Linked DNA regions of Homo sapiens: regions 2, 3, 4 and 5 are each linked to region 1. Evidence: chromatin loops called from intact Hi-C (ENCODE). Cell type or tissue: endothelial cell of umbilical vein. All regions are shown on one strand. Region 1 has its middle 28 kb from the start of WDFY4. Region 2 overlaps FRMPD2 (FERM and PDZ domain containing 2). Region 3 overlaps ARHGAP22 (Rho GTPase activating protein 22). Region 4 overlaps ARHGAP22 (Rho GTPase activating protein 22). Region 5 overlaps ARHGAP22 (Rho GTPase activating protein 22).

What was found. Hi-C counts contacts between places; a loop is a spot of excess contacts. Peaks named below come from ENCODE experiments on the same cell type or tissue, not always from the same donor. Only the 100,000 strongest peaks of a DNase experiment are listed, where the experiment ranks them.
Region 2: a loop joins it to region 1, with 15 times the contacts of the local background. A loop is called at or near these places in 3 of 110 quality-filtered maps.
Region 3: it touches region 1 in a loop (9-fold over the local background); 4 of 110 quality-filtered maps call a loop at or near these places.
Region 4: a loop joins it to region 1, with 13 times the contacts of the local background. A loop is called at or near these places in 2 of 110 quality-filtered maps.
Region 5: it touches region 1 in a loop (16-fold over the local background); 15 of 110 quality-filtered maps call a loop at or near these places.

The regions. Positions count from the first base shown.
Region 1 is chr10:48,654,323-48,659,322 of GRCh38, forward strand. It overlaps a transcript of ARHGAP22 not described here. Among named protein-coding and RNA genes, the nearest start is that of WDFY4, 28 kb to the right of the region's middle. RefSeq lists a silencer at 1,644-2,233 and an enhancer at 2,484-2,553. In endothelial cell of umbilical vein, CTCF peaks have their summits at 2,099 (motif pointing left) and 4,113 (motif pointing right); DNase peaks (open chromatin) are centred at 869, 1,269, 2,109 and 4,139; H3K4me3 peaks cover 1,472 bases; H3K27ac peaks cover 994 bases.
Region 2 is chr10:48,212,631-48,217,630 of GRCh38, forward strand. The region is part of intron 12 of FRMPD2 (FERM and PDZ domain containing 2); the gene reads right to left. Among named protein-coding and RNA genes, the nearest start is that of FRMPD2, 60 kb to the right of the region's middle. In endothelial cell of umbilical vein, a CTCF peak has its summit at 3,016 (motif pointing right); a DNase peak (open chromatin) is centred at 3,031; H3K27me3 peaks cover 327 bases.
Region 3 is chr10:48,523,587-48,528,586 of GRCh38, forward strand. The region is part of intron 3 of ARHGAP22 (Rho GTPase activating protein 22); the gene reads right to left. Among named protein-coding and RNA genes, the nearest start is that of ARHGAP22-IT1, 14 kb to the left of the region's middle. RefSeq lists a silencer at 810-889. In endothelial cell of umbilical vein, a CTCF peak has its summit at 901 (motif pointing right); a DNase peak (open chromatin) is centred at 2,875; H3K4me3 peaks cover 1,097 bases; H3K27ac peaks cover 1,236 bases.
Region 4 is chr10:48,504,793-48,509,792 of GRCh38, forward strand. All of the region lies in intron 3 of ARHGAP22 (Rho GTPase activating protein 22), which reads right to left. Among named protein-coding and RNA genes, the nearest start is that of ARHGAP22-IT1, 4.3 kb to the right of the region's middle. RefSeq lists an enhancer at 3,178-4,163. In endothelial cell of umbilical vein, a CTCF peak has its summit at 1,938 (motif pointing left); a DNase peak (open chromatin) is centred at 1,919.
Region 5 is chr10:48,441,504-48,446,503 of GRCh38, forward strand. It overlaps ARHGAP22 (Rho GTPase activating protein 22), which reads right to left. Exons shown (of 10, transcript NM_021226.4): 10 at 4,533-5,000. The coding sequence ends at 4,888. Among named protein-coding and RNA genes, the nearest start is that of ARHGAP22-IT1, 68 kb to the right of the region's middle. RefSeq lists a silencer at 2,823-3,117 and an enhancer at 3,665-4,566. In endothelial cell of umbilical vein, a CTCF peak has its summit at 2,983 (motif pointing right); a DNase peak (open chromatin) is centred at 2,998.

The DNA of each region.
Region 1 (5,000 bases):
CACAAAGAAAGAGCCTATCTTCCAGTGTCTCTCTCAGAAGTGCTGGGAAGCTGCCCCTCCCTACTCTCCCAAACATCTCTTCTTGCCTCATGGCCTTGGTTGGTCCACTCACCCATCCCTGAACCACCCAAACCAATGCAATGTGCTGATTGGCTAAAGCCAACCTGGTCTCATCCCAGGAATAGGGTGGCTTGGCTTCGTAAAAGCCACCTCAGCTGGTATGGAAAAGAGGTGGTTGCTAGAGTGGATGCCAGGCACTGCAACCAAGGTTGGGGAGAAGGGGTTCAAAATACAGTGCCCACAGTGAGGTTGCCCTAAGGATAAGATACATGAGACTGCCCCGCTGGTGTGGTGTGTGTGTTTAAGTGTGTGCTGTATGAGAGGAGAGAGAGGGAGAGAGAGACAGAGGGAGAGGGGGAATGTTAGTTCCTCTCCTTGGACATGCTGATTACTTTCTTTCTTTCTTTCTTTCTTTCTTTCTTTCTTTCTTTCTTTCTTTCTTTCTTCCTTCCTTCCTTCCTCTCTCTTTTCTTTCTCTTTCTTTCCTTCTTTCTTTCTTTCTCTTTCTTTTCTCTCCTCCCTTCCTCCCTTTCTCCCTTTCTCTCTGTTTCTCTCTCTCTTTCTTTCTCTCTTTCTCCTTCCTTCCTTCCTTCCATCCTTCCTCCCTTCCTCTCTCTCTTTCTTTCTCTTTCTTTCTTTCTTTCTTTCATTCTTTCTTTCTTTCTTTCTTTCTCCTTCCTTCCCTCCTTCTCTTCTCTTCTCTTCTCTTCTCTTCTCTTCTCTTCTCTTCTCTTTCCTCTTGGCCAGCTCGGTGACTCAATCTCCTTCCTGTCTCAGGCCCCTCCCACGAACTGGCCCGTGTGTGCCCGGGGAAGGTCCCTTCTCCTCACTGACCTCCACCCACACCATGGAGAGTGGATGTGTGTGTGTGTGTGGGGGGGGGGGGGGGCGGGGGACGCTGCATCAGGAGACCTCTGGTTAGGGAATTTTTATCAGGAACCACCTCTGTGACCTTTACCAACCTCAGCCTATAGTGGGGACAAGGTCCTACAGCGTGGGCCTCTCCTTTGGAAGGCTTTGGGACAGAGTTCTGCCCACCAGCTGGAGGACAGTGACCTCAGGGGGAGAAGGGACAGGAGACTGCTCTCCAGTCCCTCACCCCAGCCCTCGCCTTTCCCTCACCCACCTTTCTTTGCAGCAAGTTCAAAGGCAGGTCATACACCAGCTAAGCGGGCACAGCTGGGCACAGTTCCCGGGGCCTGCCGGGCAGCGCTGGGAAGGGCGGCAGAGAGCGCGGACTGGACGCTCGTCTTGGAATGACTCAGCCAGGAGCAGCCGCCAGCAGCATGGGCCACGCAGCAAACGGGCGCGCCGTGGGAGCTGGAGAGGCCAGGTCTTCTGGAACCAGGCCAGTGCACCCTGCCCGGGCGTCACCCCACCACGGACATTCACAATGACAGTCAGCACTTCTCAGCACACTGTGGATCACACGCATTAGCCTGGCACCTGGCAGCGCCCCGAGGTGGGCATCACGGTGGGATTGGGAGGCACTCCAGTCACAGGGTTCACCAGGGCCGAGGTGGCGACGAAAACCCGTCCCTCGGGCGTGGCAGTGGCCTGGCCACGTGCGCCCCAGGGCTTGCACCCGCATCTCCCGCCGGTGGTAAGCGGGGCCTCCAGCAGAGCGGGCGGGGCTGCTCACCTGGAACCAGGGCCAGCCGTCTCCTCCCCTGCCTCGGCCGCCCGGGGCCTGCCTGGGGCTCCTTCCTCGCCGCCCGGCGGCAGCTCTTGAGCTCCCGGCCCGCTCCTTTAGCCCCGCAGGCTCCCTGGCCGTGACCCTGTCCCCGGCCTCCGTGTGATGAGCAGGCGAGCAGGGCCGGGGGGATGCAGCCTGGGCCCCGCATCCTCAGGCAGGACGGAGCTCCCGGCTGCTCGGCGCCTCTGGGGGGGGGGGGGCGGGGGGGGGGGATGCGGCGCAGCGGGCGGTCCCAGCGAGTCAGAAGGGTGCAGCAGCCGGGTCGGGGATGGCCGGGCGAGGCTGACCCCTGCCGGGCAGCGCGGGTGGCGCCACGGGCGGAGGCGACTTCCTGGGCCCTGGTGCACGGCGCCCCCTGGCGGGCCTCGGGGAGGCGGCCTCCTGCGTGCCCGGACCGCTCGCTGCGCCTTCCCGCCTGGCTTCCGGTTACCCAACCTCATCTCGCCCGAGCCTCATCTGTAGCTCACCGTCCTGTGCGCCCTGTGCTGTTGGCAGGGCGTGTGGGATTTAGAGGGTTTTCTATACTGAGTCTTCCTCGGAGCAGGTGAATTCTGCATAGCTGGCCCAGTTCTGTGTCTTAAGTATGGGGAGAGAGTGGGGGCTGGAGAAATCACTAGCAGGGGAGGAGCCCTGAGGTTGCCGAGGGGGATCGGAGCTACTTCCCAAGGCGCCTACACCGCCCGTAGACTGGGAAACTACGGTCACAAAGGGTCAGCGCATTCCCCAAGGTCCCAGAGCCACACGCAGCATGGCTGGCATTTGAAAGTCAAAGCAGAGGAAGCAGGCAGGTGGCTCTTGTTGAACTGGCTTCCAGAGTCTGTGTTGGGCAGAGAGATCCTTCCCCGAGAGTGGAGTGGCCTCGTGCTCACCTGGGTTCAGCGTCAAGGTTCACCTGGAATCACCTGCACTCTTGTCCTTGACCAAGGCAGGGTGGTTAGCCATGGGCTGATAGCCTTGGAGAGCCTGATTCAGCCTTTGGGTAGAGCTGGGTCAGTCCAGCCTCAGGGCCATCACTCACCCGAAGCATTGTGGTAACCTGCCTGCCCCTGGAGACCCCGGGTGTGGGGCAGGGTGACCGTGGTGGAGAGTGGGAGCTGGCAGAGGTAAGGAGGCACACGTCTGCCACAGCACCAGAGCTCAGGGCGCCTGAGAAGCAAGGTCATAGCGTCCTGTTCTTGGACCCCGTCAGTCTCCACAGCTATAGGGGGCTCCATTGAAAAGAGTGTGCCAGACCTTCTCTGTCTGTGCCCTGGTGAGGGCTCACTCACTCTCCAGGCTTGCTGGGGGAGGAGGCACGAACTTCGGTGGAAAGAACAGAACTCAGGAGCCAGAGAATGGAGTTTGACTCCTGCCTCGGACACTTCTTAGCCGGGTCTCTAGGGGGCTCAGAGAGCCTGAGCCCCCTTCCTCATGTATAAAGTGAGGATAGTAATACTGCTGAATCCCTGGGTCTGTTAGAGAATGAAGCGAGGAAAGTCAGGCAGAGCACTTAACTAAGTGCCCAGCTCGCATTAAGTACACCATGCTCATGCCCATGGCCAGGATGGTGTGTTCCAGCTGCAACCTTTAGCAGGGGCCCTGGAAGTGCTTGTGTCTTCTGCTTCGTCCATCATTAGCAGCAGCAGAAGGTAGGGCAGTGTTTGCTTCTCAAACCAGGTTTCTCACACATTGAAAGATATTCTGCATTTAAATTTACATGATAAATTAAAATATAAGCCATTGGGATGAACACCTTATAATCAAATACTCCCAGGTGACCTAGTGCCTGAGTTTACCTGAGTGTTTAAAATCAAGTTGGCGACAAGGAACAGCGAACACGACTGCCTTTAATATTTAGTTAGACCCTGGTGGGGTGAGGCTCCCAGGAGTGGCTTCCCTTTGGGCCCTTCCTCTGTCCTCCCAGGTGGCTGAGGGGGACCTACAACCCTAGTCAGCAGTTGGGAATCCGTCCTCATCAGTGAGCTACCTGGCTTCCATGAAACTAGGGTCGTGTCTAGGGATCTAGTGTTTTGGAAGCTCCTGGAAATGAGGTTGGCCAAGAGGGTCTTCTGGAAATCTCCGCTCACTGAGCCATCATCCTACGCCAGTGGTCAAATTCTGCCAGAACCACACTGCAGATCATGTTTAATTAGAGTTCTTAGGGTACTTTTGTTTTTACGTAGCGACGTTGTTTGTTTTTTTCTAGTTGTTATAAGCATTGCAGGGCTATCTGTTGTTTCACGTGCTTAAATATTTAAGCCAGTCAATGCCGGAACCTAGGGATCGTTTCCACCTTCTTTTTGAAAAGGGTCACATTACTGGAAGAAGAAACCTGGAGCTGATTCACAAAAGTAGAGTAATCCTGTCTGCAGTTGAGAGTTGAAGCCACGAGGTGGCGCCCTCAGCACACTACTTGAGCTGTTGGGTTTTCCAGCGGCAATGACCAGCACGGGGACAGAGGATGTCCTGAAGAGGGGCTCTGTCCGCTTCAGGACGTCCAGGGGAGTCACCTGTGTAACACTCACAGGAAATACATGCTTCTGTGGGTACACAGCTGGGAACAGGGTGAGGCAAGTGAGTTATCTTGGGTGCAAATTTTAAGGGGCAATGAGCGCCCCTCTCCCCTCACCCTGGTCCCGGCCCTGGGCCACCGGACTGGGACATGTCTGTGAGGACCAGAGTTGGGGAGCGGCTCCCTGACACCCCAGGAGAGAGGGTGATGCTTTGACCTCAGCCCTGGTCAGGTGGGGCCTACACCACGGGGACGCTAAAGCCCCTATTCTGATCCAGAGGCTGTGGCCGGAATAAACGGATGTACTTTCTGGGAGGGGATTAAGGGGATGGACGAGGTGCTGCCCCATCCCTATTCCCACTATGAATTGGAGCCACAGGGACATGGAGGGTGTGGAGCTGAGCCGAGTGCGTCCCTGGAGTGCCCTTTCCTGTCTGCACTCGGGCTGGGCCAGCCTCCTGTGGCTCCTGCACATGGCAGCCCCCCTCAGCTGGAGGAGCCACAGTGGAGCAGGCGTGGAGTCCGTGGCACCATGGCAGGGGGTCTCTGTCCAGGGCCTGGGTACTCGGTGACACTGGGAGAGAATGCAGCCTGCAGCGTGGCCTCGGAAACTGGAATAAGAGAGCTGACCTATGAAGGAGGCACGGGAAGCTGGGTGCAGAGATGACCGAGAAACTGGCAAACATTTTGGTAAACCAGAGCACCATGCTGCGTGAGTGAGGAGTAACCAAGGTGGAAGTGTTAAGGATGAGG
Region 2 (5,000 bases), 440 kb before region 1:
CTCTTCTCACCAAGGAGGTCTTAGCTTTGGCATCATTGCTGCACATGAAGGTGTTCAAGGAGTAGCCCCCTGGAAAAGGGGAGACTGGATACCCCCAGCCCACCTTCATCAAGTCTGTTCTTTGGGAGACTGAGGCTGCATCCCCCCAGGAGAGGGTGGCAGGTGGAATCACTCACTGCTTGATGGTGAGTTCCCTGAACACAGACTCTGGGGCAGGTAAAAGTCTGCAGAAGTCCATGCAGGAGTGATCTTGAGGTCCACTATACAGAATGAGGAATGCAGGATCAGGCAGAGGGAGAAGCTGACCCTGCCTTTGTATTCCCAGATCAACATGTCCTGGTCTCAGGAAGCCTTTCCCAGCCTAACCCTGGGCAAGCCATTTCCCTCCAGTTGAGGGCAGTTACTCATGAGGAAGGCAAGTGGGAGCTGGGAGAATCTGGCCTCACTGGGGCTGGGGGTGAATGAGTTGGCCTGAGTGGGGTATCTGAAGAGAAGAGCACAGTGTCCACTACCTCCCACACTCCTGATGTAGCATGTCCCCATGTGGCCATGGACCAAGAATCCTCAGGTTGGTGCTGGCCCATGCTGGTTTTGAGCTCAGCTCCACCACAAACAGAGAGATATTGTTCAGCAGGCTAGTGCATAAAAAAGCATTTAGAATGCTCTTAGCATGGCCAAATTCCAGAACACTGGCAACACCATGCTGGTGAGGATGTGGAACAACAGGAACTCTCAGTCGTTGCTGGTGGGATTGCAAAATGGTACAGCCATTTTAGAATACAGTTTGGTTGTTTTTCATAAAACTAAACATATGCTTACCATATGATTGAGCAATTTGCTCCTTGGTAATTACCAAAAGGAGTTGAGAACTTATGTCCACACAAAAACCTGCACACAGATGTTTATAACAGCCTTATTCATAATTGCCAAAACTTGGAAGCAAATGATGTCCCTCAGTGGGTGAATGGATAAATAAACTGTTACATCCAGACAATGAAATATTGTCCAGTGCTAAAAAAAAAATGAGCTGTCAAGCCTTGAAAAGACATGGAAGAGTCTGAAATGCATATTACTAGGTGAAAGAAGTAGGTCTGTAAAGGCTACTTACTGTATGATCATAACTATATGATATTCTGGAAAATGCAAAACTATGGAAGTATAAAAAGATCAGGAGTTTGGAGGCAGGGAGAAATAAATAAGTGGAGCACAGAGGATTTTTAGGGCCATGAAATTACTCTGTAAGATACTTGAAAGTTGGTTATACAAATTGAGTAATTCTTGTCATATCCAACTAAATCAGAGACCGGGAGCCAGGAAGAAAATGAACTCGGGGCACATAGCACCTGCTCCAAGAATTAAATTTTTCCATAAGCCCAACTACTGAAAGGACTTGCTGTAACCCTAAGACCAGTTTTACCTAGTAGCTGCCGAAAAGATCTGCTGGGACTCTAAGACTTGTTTTACCTCCCACTGTCACTTACCAATCAGTTTTCAGTTCCCAAAAGCTTCTCAAGTGCTGATGAGTTTTCTTTCAAAACTATAACATTTTTATTCCTAATAAAAATCCCAACGTTCTCTCTGTTCGTGAGACACACCAAAGACCACCCAGTCTGTGAGTATACCCCAAACTGCAATTCTTGCTTCCCAAATAAATTGTTTTAAATTTAGAGATTCATCTCCATATTCTATTTGACTTCAACAATAGCATAATGGTAGATACATGTCTTTATACATTTGTCAAAACCCATAGAATGTACAACATCAAGAGTAAACCTCAGTGTAAACTATGAGCTCTCAGTGGTAATGGTGTGTCAATGTAGGTTCATTGATTGTAACAAATGTACATTCTGGTGCAGGATTTTTATGGTGTCTGTAGGAGAAGGCTGTGCATGTAGAGGGGCAAGGGATATATGAAAAATCCCTGTATTTTCAATTCAAATTTACTGTGAATCTAAAAATTCTCCAAACATTAAAGTCTATTAAAACTTTTTTTAAGTGTTTAGGATCTTTGATCCAGGATCCTTCTGGTAGGAATATATCCAAGAGAAAAGTCCATATGGGACTGAAAAAGCTCTGCGGTCAAGTACACTTATTTTTATGGCATTTATAAAACAGAAAAATCAGACGCAATTTAAATGATAATAATAGTAGTTATCACTTACATGGTGCTACTGGGTGAATACCCCACAATACAAGAATGAAGAAGTGAAGGAAGACTGGGAAGGCATGGCAGGCTGCCAATCCAGAGGATCACTAGGAAGGCCACCGGAGGACATGTACCATTGAGTGAGAAAGAATGCAAATTGAATGTGGTGAAGTTCACAACTGTGTAAAAACCCCCGCATGTGATCAAGGCAGGGAGAGAATGCACCCAGAGGAAAGTTATTCTGCTGTGATGATGTGATTAAGGAGATTTATTTTTATACTAAATTGTCTTTGTCTCCCTTTTTAAAATGCAAATGTAATCATGTTGCTTCCCTGTTTAAAATTCTTCAGGGGCTCCCAATCTTTCACAACAGTGGTTTCCAAATTATTTTTTTTCAGCACCAGAACCATTTATCAAACAAAACATAAGCCCCTTAGGAGGCCACACTAAGTCTTCCCAGATATAACAGGTGGCCCCCACCCAGCTTCACAGCCACCGAGGCTCAGGCAGCGGACAGGCCAGACTTCTCCTCTTGCCCATTCAGTGACACAGAGAGGGGCTCTCCTCTCTGAGGCCTCACTCAATGACCTTTGAAGTGTCCATTGCAGCACCTGGCATATAGCAAAGCAATGTGAAGTGAGCCCTGGTTGCGCTCTTTCTAGCTTACCTAACCTCACAGAGTCACAACTTTCTCAATGGCAAATGTAAATAGCACCGGCTTTTCCGGGTTGATTTAAGAATTCAATGGTGCCAAGCCCAGAGCAGGCCTCCCATAAATTAAGACTAAGTGGTTGTATAAATGAATGGGTTTGTGTAAACCTGTTGGCCTTTACATACGTGAGAAAGGAAAAAGGTCTGCCTTTGGGGGCCACATGGGGGCAGCAGAGAGCACCTCAGAAATGTCCTCAGGGCACTAGACAGGTTAAGGCTTGGCAGGATCTGGGGATGGGGAAGCAGAAGGAGAATGAGATGACACTAAGCCAGAAGCAGGGTGAGATCAGTCAGAAACTGGACGGGCACAGGAAAGCACCATAATGGAGTGTTGGTGCTGGTCCATTTTATGTGTCAACTTGACTGGGCCATGGGGTGCCCAGATATTTGGTCAAATATTCTGGGTGTGACTGTGAGGGTGTTTTTGGACATGACTGACAGTTAAATCCATAGACTGAGTAAAGCAGATGGCCCTCCCTAAAGTGAATGTACCTCATTCAATCTGTTGAAGGACTGAATTAAACAAAAAGACTGACCCTCCTGTAGAGAAGCAGCTCCTCTCTGCCTGACTCTCTTCATGCCAGTTCTTCTCTTGCCTTTGGATTCAGGCTTGGACTGGAACTGCACCATTGGCCCTCCCGGGTTTACAGCCTGCTAACTACACAGCTTGAGGCTTCTCAGCCTACATAACCACATGAGCCAATGCCTTCTAATACATCTCTAGATAGACAGACAGAAAGACATATAGATGACAGATAGATAATAGACAGATACATAGGCAGATGATAGATACATAGATGATGGATAGATAGATAGATAGATAGATAGATAGATAGATAGATGATAAATAGATGGATATCTTATCAGTTCTGTTTCTCTAGAGAACCTAGACTATTATAGGCTCATAGAGACAGGTCTGGGCCCCTGGAACCCTGGGGCAAGAGACTCTGCTGGACTGACTCCAGGTCTGAGTAAGAGACTATTACTCAAACTCCCACCTGCCTCCAGTGGATCTGGCCTGCTGTCCCCAACAACTCTAAGTGCTAGAGTTAAACTCAGGTTTGACATCCTGTATCTGAATCTACAGACTGAAGGTTAGCAGTTGTGTCATTTTATATCAGAGCACTATAATGCTGGAGGAGGTAGAAGGAAAGCTTGCAAGCAGCAGTTGTCACATGCTAGATACCACACATGAATTGCCATCTTTCACCCTTACAGCAGTTTTGCAAGAGATTGATGATTATTTTCCATTTTGCAGATGAAAAAGCCAAGGCTCAGAGAGAAAACATGCCAAGGCCATATAGCTACTGAACCAGAGGCCACAGCAAGAATGTCAACTGATTCACTGGGACACTCCTGGCTTAGAGCACCCTCCTCCCAGGACTTCCCAATGTAGCACCACCCGAAGCTGGCCTAGGCATGAAAAGGGCCCCAGGCCTGGGTACTGAGGGCAGGAAGGAGTTCAAGGGTAAGCAGTGACAGGGATTGTCAAAAGGGCAGGGAGGAGGTTAAGAGGGCCAGGCCAGCTCTGAGACACTGCCTCCCTGGGGCAGTGTCAGGGGCAGAAAGTGAAGTTCCAGTATCCATGGACCAGGGTAGTCCCAGGAGAGGGGACAGAGGGGAATTGAACTATACAGTCCCCTGACAAGCCAGCTGCTGATGTTCTGATGGATTACTGTTATCTGTAGTGTCTTCCAGTCCGGGAGTTTCAACTCCATTCATTCACAGCTCTTGAACAAACTCCCTGCGCTTCAAGTACTGCTTTGGTGCTGGATAAATGGCTACACCAAACAGACAAAAACACCCTTACCCTCAGGTGTTTTCTATGCTAATGACCAATAAAATGAATTCATCATCCCACATGATGACAAATGCTGTGAACAAAAACCCAGCAGGGTGAGGGAATACACAGGGACTTTGAAGACCCCAGGACACAGCAGCGCCTTCTGAAGCTGTACCGGGAGGAAAGCAAGACAATGTTGGGAGAGTCTGAGAAGTGTTTTCAAACCGCAGTCTGTAACCAATTGGTGAGCTATGAATCAATTTAGGGGCCCATAATCAGCATTTTTAAAACGAATGAGAATATAATAGGAGATATCAATGTGCATTGCATATAGAAAGGATGCTCCTTATTTCCTGAGGT
Region 3 (5,000 bases), 130 kb before region 1:
CGGGCGAGAATGAATGGTCCCTCTCCCGGCAGTTAAGCCGCAGGGGCGGCGCAGGGCGCGCGCCGGGCTCGCGGTGCAGAGACCTGCGAGCGGGTCTGGGCGCCGGGGGTTCCTCCGTCCCGGCCGTGGACTTGGCGGACCTGCAGCCGGCGCCGCGGCCAGCCCCGGGCCCTGGAGGGCGGACCCTCCCCTCCGCTCTACCCACTCCCGCCCAGGGGCCGGACCCCACCCCCACTCCCACATGGGGACCGAGGAGCCCCAGGATGCGCCCCCGCGCCCCGAGTGAAGGGGAGCCTCCCCTTCCAAAGTTAGGAGACTCAGAGGAGCAGCAGCCGCACCTGAGCCCTTTCCAAAGCTGAGGCAGGTGCGGGCGGCCCTGGACACCCCGTGGCGAGTCCCCGAGGCGGGGCTGGCAGCCTCTGGCGGCGGCCGCAGGGAGCGGGGCGCACGTGCGCGCCGGAGTTACCTTTGGGCGCTCGCAGGTGTCCCCTCCAGTCCTTGCAGCAGCACAGCCCCATGGCAGCCGCCCGCGGCCCCGCCGCTCGGCTCCTCTCCCCGCCTGCCGCCTGCGCCCCGGGGCGGCGCGGCCGAGGTCCGGCCCACGGGCAGTGCCCAGCTGGGCGCAGGGTGCGCGGGACCGCCGGCCCGCGGCTCCCGGGCCCTCACACTCCACCGCGGCCCCGCGCAGCGGGCATGCCGGCCTCCGGGCAGACCCTGCTAATCAATAGGAGAACGCGCAGATCGCGACCGCCGCGCCACTGCCCGCTTTTATCTCCGCGCGCCGGGGCGGCCCCGCGCTGCTCCCTGCCCTCGCCGGCGCCCTCCCCACGGCCCGTTACTCTCCCGGGGTGCCGGGCCGCGCGCTCTCCCAGGAGCCGCCAGGGGGCGCCACGGAGCCGGGGCTGCCTCCGCCTCCCTGGGAGCCAAGCAGGGGTGGGGGGCCACACCGGCCTGGCCTCCCCGCGCAGAATGGGAAGAAGGGGCGCCCTCGCTGTGCAAGGGAGACGCCCCCAACCCCACCAGCATCCTCTGGGCAGTCATCTCAAGGGTGACTTTGTCGGGGGTGTTCAGGACCACCGAGCTCTCAGTTTCCCAGCTCACCTGTACTGTGCAGTAGTAGGAAGAGGGAGTGTTTGCCCAGGCTACCCTCAAACCTGGCGGGCTACTTATGAGCTGTGTGACTTTGGATAAGTCATCTCCCCTCTGAGACTGTTTCCTCACCTGAAAAGTGAGGAAAATGATACCGGTTCAGATGCTACTTAGCACAAATTAAGAATTAAGTTATTCAAACTCTCTCTGTGCCCAGTTTCCCCACCTATAAAACAGAGAAGATAACAGAAACTGCTTCACCGGATGGTTGTGTCAATTAAATGAGTTGATATATACAAGGACTTAGAACCCAAGTGGCCTGTAGGTAAGTGTTTTGCAAGTGTGAGCTATCATCATCATCAAGTCTTGGAGAGGATTTGGGCACTTTTTCATGAGAGTGTGTTCGGTGCAATCACCTTGGAAGGTAACATGGAAGCTGCTTTATTAAAACTAAAAATGCTGCTGCCTTGGGAGCAAGCTCATTTCTTAGTATGCACCCCATGGAAATGTGTCCCCACATGCCCAGGAAAGTCTATGGAAGGCTATTCATGGCAGCCTTGCTTGTGATTGCAAAAAGTTGGAACCACCAAAATGTTCATCAGTAAAAGAATCATCGGCCGGGCATGGTGGCTCGTGCTTGCAATCCCAGTACTTTAGGAGGCCAAAGTAGGTGGATCACTTGAGCCCAGGAGTTTGAGACCTGCCTGGGCAACATGGCAAAACCCCTTCTCTACTAAAAATACAAAAATTAGCCATGCATGGTAGCGCACACCTGTAATTGCAGCTACTTGGGAGGCTGAGGCATGATAATCACTTGAACTCGGGAGACAGAGGTTGCAGTGAGCCGAGATTCGGCCACTGCACTCCAGCCTGGGTGACAGAGCGAGATTCTGTCTCAAAACAAACAAACAAATGAAAGAATTATCAAGTACACTGGAATTTTCATAAGATGGTATATGATATAAAAGGAGAGTGCTATGGCTGAATGTTTGAGATTTACGGATTCATGGCACTTATGTAAGACACATACCCATACTCACAAAATATTACTATAGTGTTCACTCTGTACCATGCTCTGTTCTAGGCCCTTGGGCTTAGAAAAATATATGGGAGGAAAACAGGAAACCAAGAGTGGTTCCCTTTGGGGAGATGGTGGAAGAAGAATGGAGTAAAGTGGGTGTCAAGAGACTTTGGCTTTTTTATAATGGCCTCATTCTGTAAAAGGAAAGCATAATCAGGTATTATTGTGTAATTAAAGTAAATAATCAATTTACTTTGATTGAGATAATTATATTTTTAGGTGTTTGGCACAGAGTAGGCTTCTTCATGTAAGGTTCTTTGTCACCCCCCAGTTCCTAGGATCTGTTCCTAACCCTGAAGCAGGGCTGTGGTCCAGCTCTGATGGCCTTGACTTGACTGGAATTTTCTCCCTCCCTCCCTACCACAATTCCATTTGGGGAGAACAGAGGTGGTCTCAGAGGAGAATCTCAGCAAGGGCAGGCTGGAAAGCAGAGGCTGCCCAAGGCACGGAGCAGAAGAGTTAAATAAATGTGGGGGCAGGAAAGAATGACTTAGAGCAGGGAAGAGGTTTTCCCAGGAGTTAAGTCTTCATTCAAAGGAGAGATTAACAAGAGCAGGGCAGATTTCTGCCTCCCTCCCTCTCCTTTAACTCCTCAGAAAGACCAGGGTGAGGCTTCGGGGAGAGAGAAGGGTTTTCCTGCGTTAGATCCGGAAAGAAAGATGTTTTCACTTCATGACACATAGGTGGGGGTTACAAAGAGAGAGTAACTGAGAAAAAACAGAGAGACCTGACTTCTGGTTGCTGCCAAGTCATTTTAAACAGTTTTAGCACCAGGCAAGATCACTTAGTCACAGCGGGCTTAATGAGGCCCCAGGAATTCCAAGCTAGAGCTCCCTGCATTCAGGGAGAGCATCTGCGGGGAGTGAGCCCCTCGGGTGATTGTCCAACGGCCAAGTCCTACATTTGGAAAGCAAGATTTAAAAGAAAACATCACAGCGGCCATTGTGGGCCGCTTGTTTATCTTTCTGAGAGGAAGTAGCAAAGCAGGATCGTTTCAAATGAGCCTATTATAAAGGGTCAACGTCCCCATTGAACCGTTTAAATATATTTTGGGATACTCGACTTTTCAAAGCGGCTTTAAATATCAACTCCCAAGGCAGTTCAGCAGACAAATAGGAAGGCAGGGGCTTCTTGTTTTATTGCCTTTGGTTTCACACACTTTAATTCCTAATTACACATTGTCTTTTTATAGTTTTTTAGTTGTGTGTCCTTCCTCAAGGGGGAAGGAAAATAACATTCACTATGTGTTTCCCACCATGTGCCAGGCAACTCACAAAGGTTATCTCAGTTAACCACAGGACAACCGCATGAAGCAGATGCCATGAGATTCAATTTACAAAGGAAGAAACTAATGTTCAGAAAGGTGAAGAGACTTGCCCAAGACCAATGAGGTAGTAAGTGGCAGAGCCAAGATGGATGGGTGGATGAATGGATGGGTGCATGGATGGATGGATGGGCAGATGGATGGGTAAATGGATGGATGGATGGGTGGAAGGATGGATGGATGGAGTAATGGATGTTTGGATGGAGGTGTAGGTAGGTGAATAGATGGATGGATGGGTGGATGGTTGGTTGAATGGAGGTGTGGATGGGTGAATACATGAATGGATGGGTGGATGGATCGTTGATTGGATGTAGGTGTGGATAGATGAATAGATGAATGGATGGGTGGATGGATGGTTGCATGGAGGTGTGGATAGGTGAATAGATGGATGGATGGGTGGATGGATGGTTGGTTGGATGGAGGTGTGGATAGGTCAACAGAATGATGGATGGGTGGAGGGATGGTTGAATGGATGTGTTCCATAGGTGAACAGAAGGAAGGATGATGGATGGTTTAATGGTTAAATAAACAGAAGAATGGGTAGTTTTCCCTAGTTAGGCCTAAAGTCATGGGCTGCGACTGGCAAAGCACCCACTTAGCATAGAATTTGTCTGAAAAATCAAATTTTCTGAACATAGCTCTGCCACCCAAATTGATGATGACCCCAAACTAACTAGAATTTAGCCAAAACATCAGGATCACATATGCTGCAAGGCTCTAGCTGTGCTCAAGCCGCCTTGCTCCAGAAGAAGGGCCAGAGGTGGGAGCCTCTAGGACATGTTTCCCAGCAGGAAGGCCAGCCTCCAGCCCACCACCAGGCACAGGGCAGAAGAGATAGAACCAGGGGGTGGATATCCAGTGGGCACAATGGGCTCTGGGAGGAGGCTGGACACCAGCTTTGAGGACAAAGTTTCTATGGGATAGAGGCTGCCCCATTCATCCAGAGCTCTACTTCCTGCCACTTTACTCCATTTCTCTGGGAGACCCACAGTTGGGTGGTGAGAATGTCAAGCTGTTTCTAGGGGGTGCTGCTGCTGCTGGGATCCTGAAGCCTGTGCAGCCTGAGCCCCTGGTCCCAGATATGCCCCAGGTCATTCAAGGATTTTCTTAGGAGACTCAGGACCTGCCCTCCATAGTTCCAATGCAGGAGTCTGGATTGCTCCTCCCCAGAATATCCAAGGCACCCTCACAGCACTATCTCAGGTGTGAGCTCAGCCCTGGGTAGCTCAGAGGAAGGGAATAAATGGGAATGTACCATCTTAGCCACAAGCATAGCTTAGGGAGCCTATAATGATCATTCTTTCCTTCACTCATGTACAAATGATGACTGAACACAGCTCAATGCCTGACACAAGGCCCAATGTGGGGCGGGGGATAGGAGGTTGCCCCGGGAGCTGTAGGGGACAGAAAGCCAGTCTGCCGAGGGTGGTAAAGAAAACTCTGCAGAGGAGAATGCTTTGAGGTGGGACCTGAGCTGCAAGGAGGGGTCCAGCACCTTAGGGGACA
Region 4 (5,000 bases), 150 kb before region 1:
TGGTGACAGGCACCCAGGCTCAGTGCCTATCTGGATCTGAGACTCAGCAGAACTTGCTCATAAGTTGGGGGTGAGCTGAGAGAGGGGGTGGGAAGAGTCCCGGTAGTGATGAATTGAGAGGAAATTTGAGAGCATGGGGTTCAAGCACCTGGGTGTGAGTGGAGCCTAGGCAGGCAGAGGGGCCCAAGCAAGCAATGGGGAGAGGGGGTGCCCCAAGTCCCACCACACCCTGCTTTCTCTGTCTCCAGAAACTACATTTTATTATTACTATTATTTTTTAAGACAAAGTCTCGCTCTATTGCCCAGGCTGGCATGCAGTGGCACAATCTCGGCTCACTCCAACCTCCGCCTTCTGGATTCAAGCGATTCTCCTGCCTCAGCTTCCTGAGTAGCTGGGATTACAGGTGGCTGTCACCACGCCCAGCTAATTTTTGTATTTTTTAATAGAGATGAGGTTTCACCATATTGGCCAGGCTGGTCTCGAACTCCTGATTTAGGTGATCTGCCCGCCTTGGGAAACTGTACACTTTAGACTAAATATAATAAATAAATAAAAATCAGTCTGTAATTGTAAGCATCAAACAAAATATGCTGGTGGCATCGCCCCACTCCCATCCCACTCCCCTAATCCATCCCCACCATGAGACCACGTCCAGCAGCTCCAAAAATACAGATGCAGGAGTCCCGTGCGCCTGACTCTGCTCTCCTGGCTGTCCTGCCAGGCTGTCTGCTCTCCTGCCACCGAGCCCCATCCCCAATTCTGCATCACAAAACCTCCCAGAGCCAGGCTGGAGGTGGCTCCAGAACTCCTCCTTGTGGTTGGGGCAGGACCTGGCTGGCCATTCCCAGTTCCTTCCTGGAAACCTAGGATGGGTGGATGGGGATCCCCTGGGAGGATTTTTGCCTCCCTAGAGGTGTGTTCAGACGGCTTCTCCTGGCTGGGATGGAGAGAGGGGTAGGCCAGGAGGGCTGCCTGGTGGAGGCATGCTGGAGATGTAGCCAAGGCCTGTAAGGAGCCTGTAAGGGCTGGTTGGAGAAGCTGCAGCCCAAGGGAAAGTGGCTTGACAAATGGCAGAGGCTGCCAGGGCCTGTGGCTCTCCACACCCGTGTTCTACCGGCCCAATACTCCGTATCCCAGTTCTGCCCCCTCTCTGGCTAGTCACGCAGACATTTGTTGAACCACAAAATCTATAGGCATGTGAGAAACTTCCCTAATTTGATTTGGCCACCACGTATCTCTCACCGACGCTCCTTCCCTCTTCACGAGGAGTTCCTGTAAGGTCAGGCAGCAGTGGGCCCTCCTCGGCAGCTGGGTGGGACCTCAGGGCCTCAGCAAATGTCCTTCCCACTCTTTTTCACTCAAGTTCTTTAGGTTCTTATAAAAACAACATATAGTCAGGCACCGCTTAGTGACAGGGATACGTTCTGAGAAATATGTCATTAAGCAATTTTGCCATTGTGCAAACCCCACAGAGTGTGCTCACACAAACCTAGACAGTACAGGTACTGCACACCCAAGCTCTATGGTACAGCCCATTGCTCCTACAGTACAAACCTGCACAGCATGAGACTGTGTGGAATACTGCAGGCAATAATAACACGGTGGGAAGTATTCATGTATCTAAACATAGAGAAAAGGTACCATGAAAATACAATACTATAATAGGATCACTGTCACATATGCAATCTATTGACTTAAACGTCATGATGTGGCACATGACTGTACTATTTTCATAAGCTGCCTCCTTCCTGGAGGCCAGGTATAAGCATCCAGACACGTAAGAAGTACCCTTGCTAGTGCTAGGATAGAAGTTTCACAGGTTCACTGTCATCCAGCACCATTCCCTAGCACAACACCAGGAGGCAGCCATTCACATGGTAGTCTAAGTGCATGCGCCCCCACCAAGGCAGCCACTCTCACTGTAGTCTAAATCAATGGTGCCCTCTGGAGGCAACATGGTAGCTTATGTGAATGGTGCCCCTAGAGTTATGTGACACGAGGGCCTAGATGTTCTCGCATTCAAGCCTGTAGACAACCTTCAGGAAGGTCTTATTTTTCCATTTTCTGCAGAAGGAAACTGCTCAAGCAAGAAGGCCAGAGCTAGGATTTTATGCTTTGTCTGCTAGACTCTTAGTTCAGCGCTATTCCCCTTGGCAAAGCTCACAGGGCTGGGGAGCAAAACCTGAACTCCTCCAGCCTCTCAGGGCCTCCCACGCCCCCCACCAGTACCCCAGCAAGATAGGGTTCAGCACTAATTTTGGAAAACACGCTAAAAAATGACCTTGTTCCCAAGCACCATCATCATCTTAGCCATCCACATGTGAACTTGCAGAGCCAGAAAAGCTGCCAGACCCAGGGTGACTCCTGTCCCTTCCATACACAGAGCATCACAGTAACACCTGGTTTATCTAGAAATCACCCATCTGTCAACCTCATCCATCTAGAGTCCAAGGACACGCAAAACAATGATTGGGAAAGGCCAAACAGGTGAAGGTCCCCTATGAGCCAAACGACTGACCTTCGAGGGCCTTACTTGGGGCTTGCTGACTCTTACTTTGCATACATTTCTAGCAAGTGCAGTTCACTGCTTTATGATATGCGTAAATTAGAACAGGCAGTTAAAAAAGGATTGGGAGAGCTGACAGAGGCAGCCATGCTGACATCAGGAGGTGATGGCTGACAGCAAGAGAAGAAACAGGAAATGCCAGGACTCAGAAAGGTTAGCCTTTTGGGGAAAGGGTGAGCAACATCAACATAAAAGTCAACCGTGCAGGCACACAGAGTGAAAAGTGAAAAGTCAGTCTCCCTCCTGCCCCACACCTCTGTGTGCTGGGTCCTCTCCCACAAAGTGGCACCTGTGAGCAGTTTCATGTGTCCTCATGGGACAGTCTCCACCCATGTATCCATGTGCTGAGGACACCAGGACAACAAGCAGTCAATCCCGAATTTGCTCACAACCTCAAGTGGGGGCGGCCACAGGCTAAAGAAATCACAAAACCTCCCATTTACTTTGTAATTCGCTTAAGGATAGGAAGCCACCAGTAACAGCCCCCACTCAGCCAGACACAGTAATTACACCGTGAGCAACTGAGGCTCGGAAATACTGGGGGGTGGGGGTGGGGTGGGGGTGGGGGTGGGGGGGGATCTGAACATAGAAATGCCAAGTCCCTTGCCTGAAGCCCTGTAGCTGCTGAGTCATGTGGACCTGCTTGTCTTGGAGGCACCTGCTTCTCGGGCCATCCCTGCCTTCCACTGGGATGGTCAGACTCCAAGTGTCAGGGCTCAAAGGCTGGGGTGGCCACTCTCCTTACTGAGGCGGGTTTTGTTCATTACATGGTAATGCTTTGAGAATCCCAAAACCACCTGTGGGACTTCAGCCTCTGGCCCAGCTTTCACCCCAGGCATATTTGGACTCCCAGGCAGAACTTCCCCATCAAAGGTCACTTTTCCTGCTGCAGTTGGGTATAACAGCCTCACCACTGCTCAGGTAGCGGCCATGTGTGCCTCATGACCAGCTGTTACTGGGGACATGTTGGGGACCTGCTGACGACAAGTGGCTATACTTTTAGAAAACTCAAAACTCCACTTCAGTGCGGCTGGCATGGCTGCCCAGCAAGGGCTGCTGTGTCCTGGCTGCCTAAGCCTTTCCCACCCGGGAGGGGGTCCCATCAGCCACTCCCAGATCCACTGTGAGGCCCACTGCAGGCCCTTGTCTTCAGGCATGGGCCAGGACCAGCAAAGTCACCTCCTTTTGGAGCCATGTCTGGCTGCCTATGCAACTCATGGGTAGGGATCCATGGGAAAAGACAAAAAAATGGGAAGTCATCAAACCCTTTGAACAGATGGGCCCACTGCCAGGAGCTCTAGCCACACCCGCATCCTGCAGGGCCAGGGAAGGCCAAAGCAGGCTGCCCAGCCAGGCAGCTGTGTGAGGAAGGGCCTGAGGGTAAATTGTATGGGAGGCACTGCCCAGGGCAGGGTACATTCACATAGCAAAGGCTCTGACAGGTCCAGAAGCTGGGAAAGCCCTGAAACTGCTCCACTTATCCCAGGTACCACAAAATGCATTGCTAACTAACAGTGACACCAATCAACATGCCAGAAGCAAGCGTTCCTAAGGATGCCTTGTGGGTACCACTGGGGCAGGGGAGAGAGATGCAGTTGGTGAGGATACCACTGTTATCTAATGGGAAACAGAGGTCTGCCCACAGGGGAAGGCAGAGAATGCCCGCGGCTCTGAAACTGAATGCTAAAGGCTTTATTCTCCTGGGTTCCCCCTGTTATTCTTTGCTCATTGTCAGTCCACCCAACTGTAGCTGAGCAGGCTCTGGGCTGAAGTCTGACGTCAGAGCTGGGGGTGTGGGGACAGCCATGAGAAGGGCAGTGGTCTCACCTGCAGAGTGCAGCATGCCATCCTGCACTCAGCTGGCGAGCCTGGCGCAGGATGTGCTCCTGGCCAGCGTGGGGGACCAGAGTCTCTGCTGGACCCCATGGGGCATCGCTCAGGAGCACCCAGGACAGGGAGGACACCAACATCCCCAGTCAGTGGAGCAGAGGGGACACCTCCAGCAGAGGCCAGAACAGGATGCCAGGCACAGCGGAGCTTTGTTCTGATGTCTACCATCGATGGCTGTGCAGACGCTCCATGAATGACACTGTTGTGGTATTTTAAGAAGATTCTACAAATAGCACTAACTTGGAATGGGCCTCAGAGCCAGGCTCATGAATGCTCAAGTCGAAGGCGGGCCAGCCTGGGAGCTCCAGCCAGGACAATGGGGCCTCACAGCAGAGGCAGGGCAGGATGCTGGGTGACCCTGGCCTCTTCCGGGGCTCCACAGCCTCATTTCCCCCAGACTCGCTGGGCCCTCCCCGCACAGCCCCATCCTCCCCACTATCAGTGCCTTCCCAGAAGGTTATTGGAAAGGAGAGGCTCTCTGAATAAAGGGAGGGGGCCGTGACATCCTTTCAGTGCCTGCTACTCCGGATTTCCAGGGACTTC
Region 5 (5,000 bases), 210 kb before region 1:
TGCAGTGACGTGATCTCCGCTCACTGCAAACTCCGCCTCCCAGGTTCATGCCATTCTCCTGCCTCAGCCTCCCAAGTAGCTGGGACTACAGGTGCCCGCCACCACACCCGGCTAATTTTTTTGTATTTTTAGTAGAGACAGGGTTTCACCATGTTAGCCAGGATGGTCTCAATCTCCTGACCTCGTGATCCACCCACCTCAGCCTCCCAAAGTGCTGGGATTACAGGCGTGAGCCACCGCGCCCGGCCAGGCACATGTGTTTTTATGAGACAGGGTCCTGGAAAGGTTGGGGTCTACTGGGTCCTGCGGGTCCAGGTGAGTTTTGTCAAGATGGAGAATTTAGGTCACCTCGGACAAGTGTCAATCTGGCTGAGCCATGCCTCTTACTGTTACTTGACAGCATCCTGTGTTCTCATCTTCTCTTGATGCCTCACACTGGGATCCCCTGGATGGAAGAGCCTGTCCTACTGGAGATAATGCCTGGCAAGTAGGTGTTCCATAAATGGTGGGCTGGGTAAGCTAATGACTAGAGCGTATCCTTTACACCATTTCTGTCCTCTGAAAATGCAACATTCATGGCCCTCAAAGTGTGACATGAGTACACTGCATGCAGCGCTGTGATATTATAGTGATGTGAGCATGGGCTCCGGTGCCAAATACCCACATAGCATCCTGCCCTCACTGGCTGCCTCACTCCCTGCAAGTGCCTCAACTCTGGGGCTGTGCTTTGTCATCTGTCCTGTGGGAAGCCTAATGTCACCTGGCAGTGTTGCTGGGAGGATTTGGCGTGTGCATGCAGGGCAGGGGGTGGCAAGTGCTCGGTGAGTGCTGGCTGCCGCCATCATCCTGACTGGTACCAGGCTCGGCTCAGCACCCTGGTGTACAGGTTCGTCAAGTCAAGCATCTGTCTCTCATGTCTCCTGGCATGGCAGCTATGTCTCTAGGCAAACATACCCAGAAGAGTTTGATGTGAACCAAGTGCTGTTGTTTCCCTCGATTTGATGTGTCACAAGGAAAAGATATTCTAGAACCTGAAGCCCACCCCCACCCACCACCAGTGTGCAGCTGAACCAATGAACCCACGTGCTGACCCCGAGGCTCCCCATCCCCATGGCCACTGCCACAGCCACCACCAGGCCTGGGCCCAGAAAAGTGCTCTACTCCTCAGTCCCTTGTCTCCTTTTACCACAGACCCTGCCCCTTGTCTCCTTTTACCACAGTGGACAGACATTTATCAAAAGCTCACTGAAAGAAGGGAAAGAGGAAATAATTATAGAAAAACACGTCTCTACCAGGCATTTTGGGCCAGCTGCTGCTGGTTTACTAAACTGGTGAGCTTTTTAACCAGCTGTGGCCTGAGTGCAGGGGCTTGGGATTTATGAAACCATTGGGTTAAGACCCAATGCCCAGATAGCATAGAGATTTAGCTGTCTTGGAGTGGGGTCATCAAGCCAGCTTGTCACATGCGGCAGGGGCAGGATGCGCATCTGGGCAGGCGGGCTCTGGAGTCTTTGCTTGGAAACTGCTGTGTTCTGCTTGAGAAGCTTTATGGGAATAAAAACGTCTCCTGCACAAAAGCTGGGGGATGCTATGTAAGGTAATCATGTTTGGCATTTTTCAGGACTTCTCAAAGACCGCTGTGCATTCCTATGAACCTGCCTGCAGCTCTCTCCCTGTCATTTGGGTCATTCGCAGCAGTGTACAGACATGCTCAAGAGTTCCCATCTTTCAAAAGCTTTCTCTTTCCCCTTCCATTATCAAAATGGAAGTCAATTCATGTGAGTTAATGTAAAGCTCTCAAATGCTTTCCTATTTCCCTTAGAATAAAAATAACCTCTCACCATGGGCGATAGGCCCTCAGAGTATCTGGCCCCTGCTAGGCTTTTCATGACCCCATCCTACCCTACCCCACTTCTTCACAGACTGCAACACATTGTGAGACCCCTGTGCTCAAGTGTTGCGGGGCTTGCTTTGGGAGACAGAAGTAGTAGCAATGTGGCTGGTAGAAAAGGATGGCAATCCTGGTGCAAGTGGGGGTTCTTGGTGGAGGCAGGAGTAAGGAGACACAGCAGCAGTGTGTGGCAATGTCACAGCTGCTTAGCTAGGAACTCAAGACACCCGTGAGAGAATTACTTAGGATACTGGGAGGGCTCTGCAGGGGCCTGGGGTTCTGCATCAAAAGGAGAAGGAGAGAGTCCGGGAAATGTTGTTACTGACTCCATTTTTACCCACAGACCAGGGAAACATGGATATATGGGTTCCATTCCGAAATTCCTTCAGGAATAAGATTCATTCCTGGTCCATCACTCAAAAGCCAATTAAGACAAGGAATCTTCCTTTTCTTTCTATTTCTGTTTCTCACACACACATACCCATAAAATTGTATTTTAACTTTAAAGAACATGTGCATTCATTTGTTATTCTTTTAACATAAGACAACTCTTTGTTTTTTTAGTGAGACATTCACAATTTCCAGTATTTCTTTAAAGTCAAACACAAGTTTTACGACACTGTTGAAGTATTCTGAGAGCAGAATCCCAGATTCTTCCCATTTCTCGCTATTGCATGTTTCACTCATCCATGCTTAATTTGACAATATTTTTTAGCAACGTGCCTCTACTGAGTCTGTCTAAAGCATTCTAGGGTTTCGATGAATCAATTCCCTACCTTTTCATGTTCATAATTCATGTAATTCATGAGTCTACTTCATATTAAATGATGTAATTACAATAACAAGTACAATGGGAATCTGTCAGTTTGGGACCAGGTTCAGCAAATGTAACTCAATTGAGAGAAGTGGGTAGTGGTGGGGATACTAGAGCCCCCGCGACAGGTCAGCCTCTGTCACTCAGTGTGCCTGACAGTCAAGTCAGATGTTTTACAGATAAGATGCCCAGTGCTGGTTACACAGAGATTGGAGAACAGAACTGAATAATCATGCCAATTCATTTTGAGATAAGAATGCCATTTGCAGATCCTACTTAGCCAACAGGTGGCAGATGTGGCTCAGGCATTCATGAGCTCCTATCCCTACTGGGGACTCAGCAGGAGCCTAAGCCTTTGCCAGGATTAATGGTTGAGACAGACAGACAAGCTTCCTTTCATCATGGGAAACCCATTTCAGTCTCCTCTGCTCCTTTGATAGCCTGGTGGCATTTTCTCTCCAGGTCAAAAATCAGCAGAATTCCATAGCTGTGGCGAGAAAACTCAACAGGGTCATCAGGACGCACTGCTGTTCCCACCCAATTTCTCCAAGCCTCCGTTTCTCCTCTGAATATGGATAATAGGGCCAATTTTCTACTTCACTGCATTGCTGTGAGGACTCAAAGTCACCTCCTATTCTCTTCTCTCTCCTTGAGTAGAGGGGAGGGTAGCATCTCAACACCAGGGAAAAATCCCATCACCCAGACGGCTGGCTCGCGTGTCAGTGGCCGAGCAAAGACAGACGCCACTCTCCCCAGCCCCTCCTGAGCTCCGGCATCCAGACCTTGATGCTGCTGAGGGCCCTGAGCAGGTGCCCGCCTCCTGGTGGACGAGCCCCTGGTAGCTGCCTGGAGACAATGGGTAGCTGGCCACACTGTGGGAGCTGCCCTGCCTGCCTCACCCTGCGGGCCTGCCTTCCTGGCAGGAAGCCAGCATTTCCTGGGAGCACTGAGCCCCTGGCATTTAAAGCATCAGATGTGGGCAACATTTATACCTGACTCTAGATGGAGCTCGTTGGGCCTGAGTGACATTTCTAGAGGCTGTGGTCAGAAACTGGGCGCTCTGGTGACCACTGCTCCCTGAACAAACCCCTGCAGGTTACTGCTCAGGGGCAGCAAGGGGCCAGCCACACATCAGGACACCGTGAGGGGAGCAGGTGAAGACAGTGGTCTGACACTGCTGGTCCCAGAGGCGCTGCTGTGCTGCCTCCTGAAGCACAGTCCAGGAGCTCCAGCTGGGCCTGGCCTGGGTGCCCTGTGGGTGGGAAAGGCTTTCTGGAGGGATTTGCCCTAATGGAGCCTTCAAGTCTGTGGATAAGCCAGAGTAGGGGGGTGAACAGCAGGGAAGCGGGGGCTGGAAGGGAGCTGGGCAGGCGCCCAGAGTGAGGCATAGGCACCTGGAGTACGGTGAACAGACGTTTCCCATGGCCTTGGCTCAGCCCTCCTGTAGAGTGGCCACACTTGCCCACACCTCGCCCAAGCACAGCATCTGTGCTGGGTGCCCACTCAGGCTCTGGCCCTGGAGCAGAGCTAGGGCCATGGTGGAAAGCCCAGGGGACCTCCCAAGACAGAAACTAGCTGCAGAGGTCCAGATGGCTACGGGGCGGGGGGGAGTAAAGAAAGGCATCCCACCTGGAACATGCAGACGAGACAGCTGAAAGCACAAGGCTGTTGCCCCTTGGGGGGCTTCACGTCCCACTTCACAATGCCTGTGCTATTCCACCCAGGGGCATACCTCAGGGGGCTCCTAGCCCTTGGAGAAACAGGAGTGGTCCTGTATTGTGTCCTGTATTGCGAGGCATGAAAAATGAGCCAGGTAACAAGGCACCATGCTTTGTGAGCACATTTAATAAAGAAAGCTGACTGTTCCCGGTGGCTGCCTGGATCCTGGGCGCCCTCCATTTCTGTGGCCATGAAGGATATTTCCTGGGTAAGGGCTAAGCGCTACTCTTGGTACCGTCCCCTTCTGACCCTCACCAGGAACTGCATGGTTGGAGCAGCATCTGATCCCACCTGGAGTGTGTGGGGTCCCAAAAGTCCCCACAGTCCCCACAGAGGTATCAGGATCTCTCTCTCTCCAGCTGGCTCCAGAGCGCCTGGCTGCTCCAGAGATACAGACGCTTCTAACTCCATACAAGGCTGGAGACCAGCAGACGTGGTACAGAAGTGAGCTCTGCCATTCCTTTTACTTTGGGGCCCTGGCACCTTTTGCCCCAACAGTCAAGCTTCCTAGGGTCGAAAAAAACTCCTCCATTTCCCTCTGCAACAGCTGGTTCCTCCTCTCCGCATCCTCCCGCG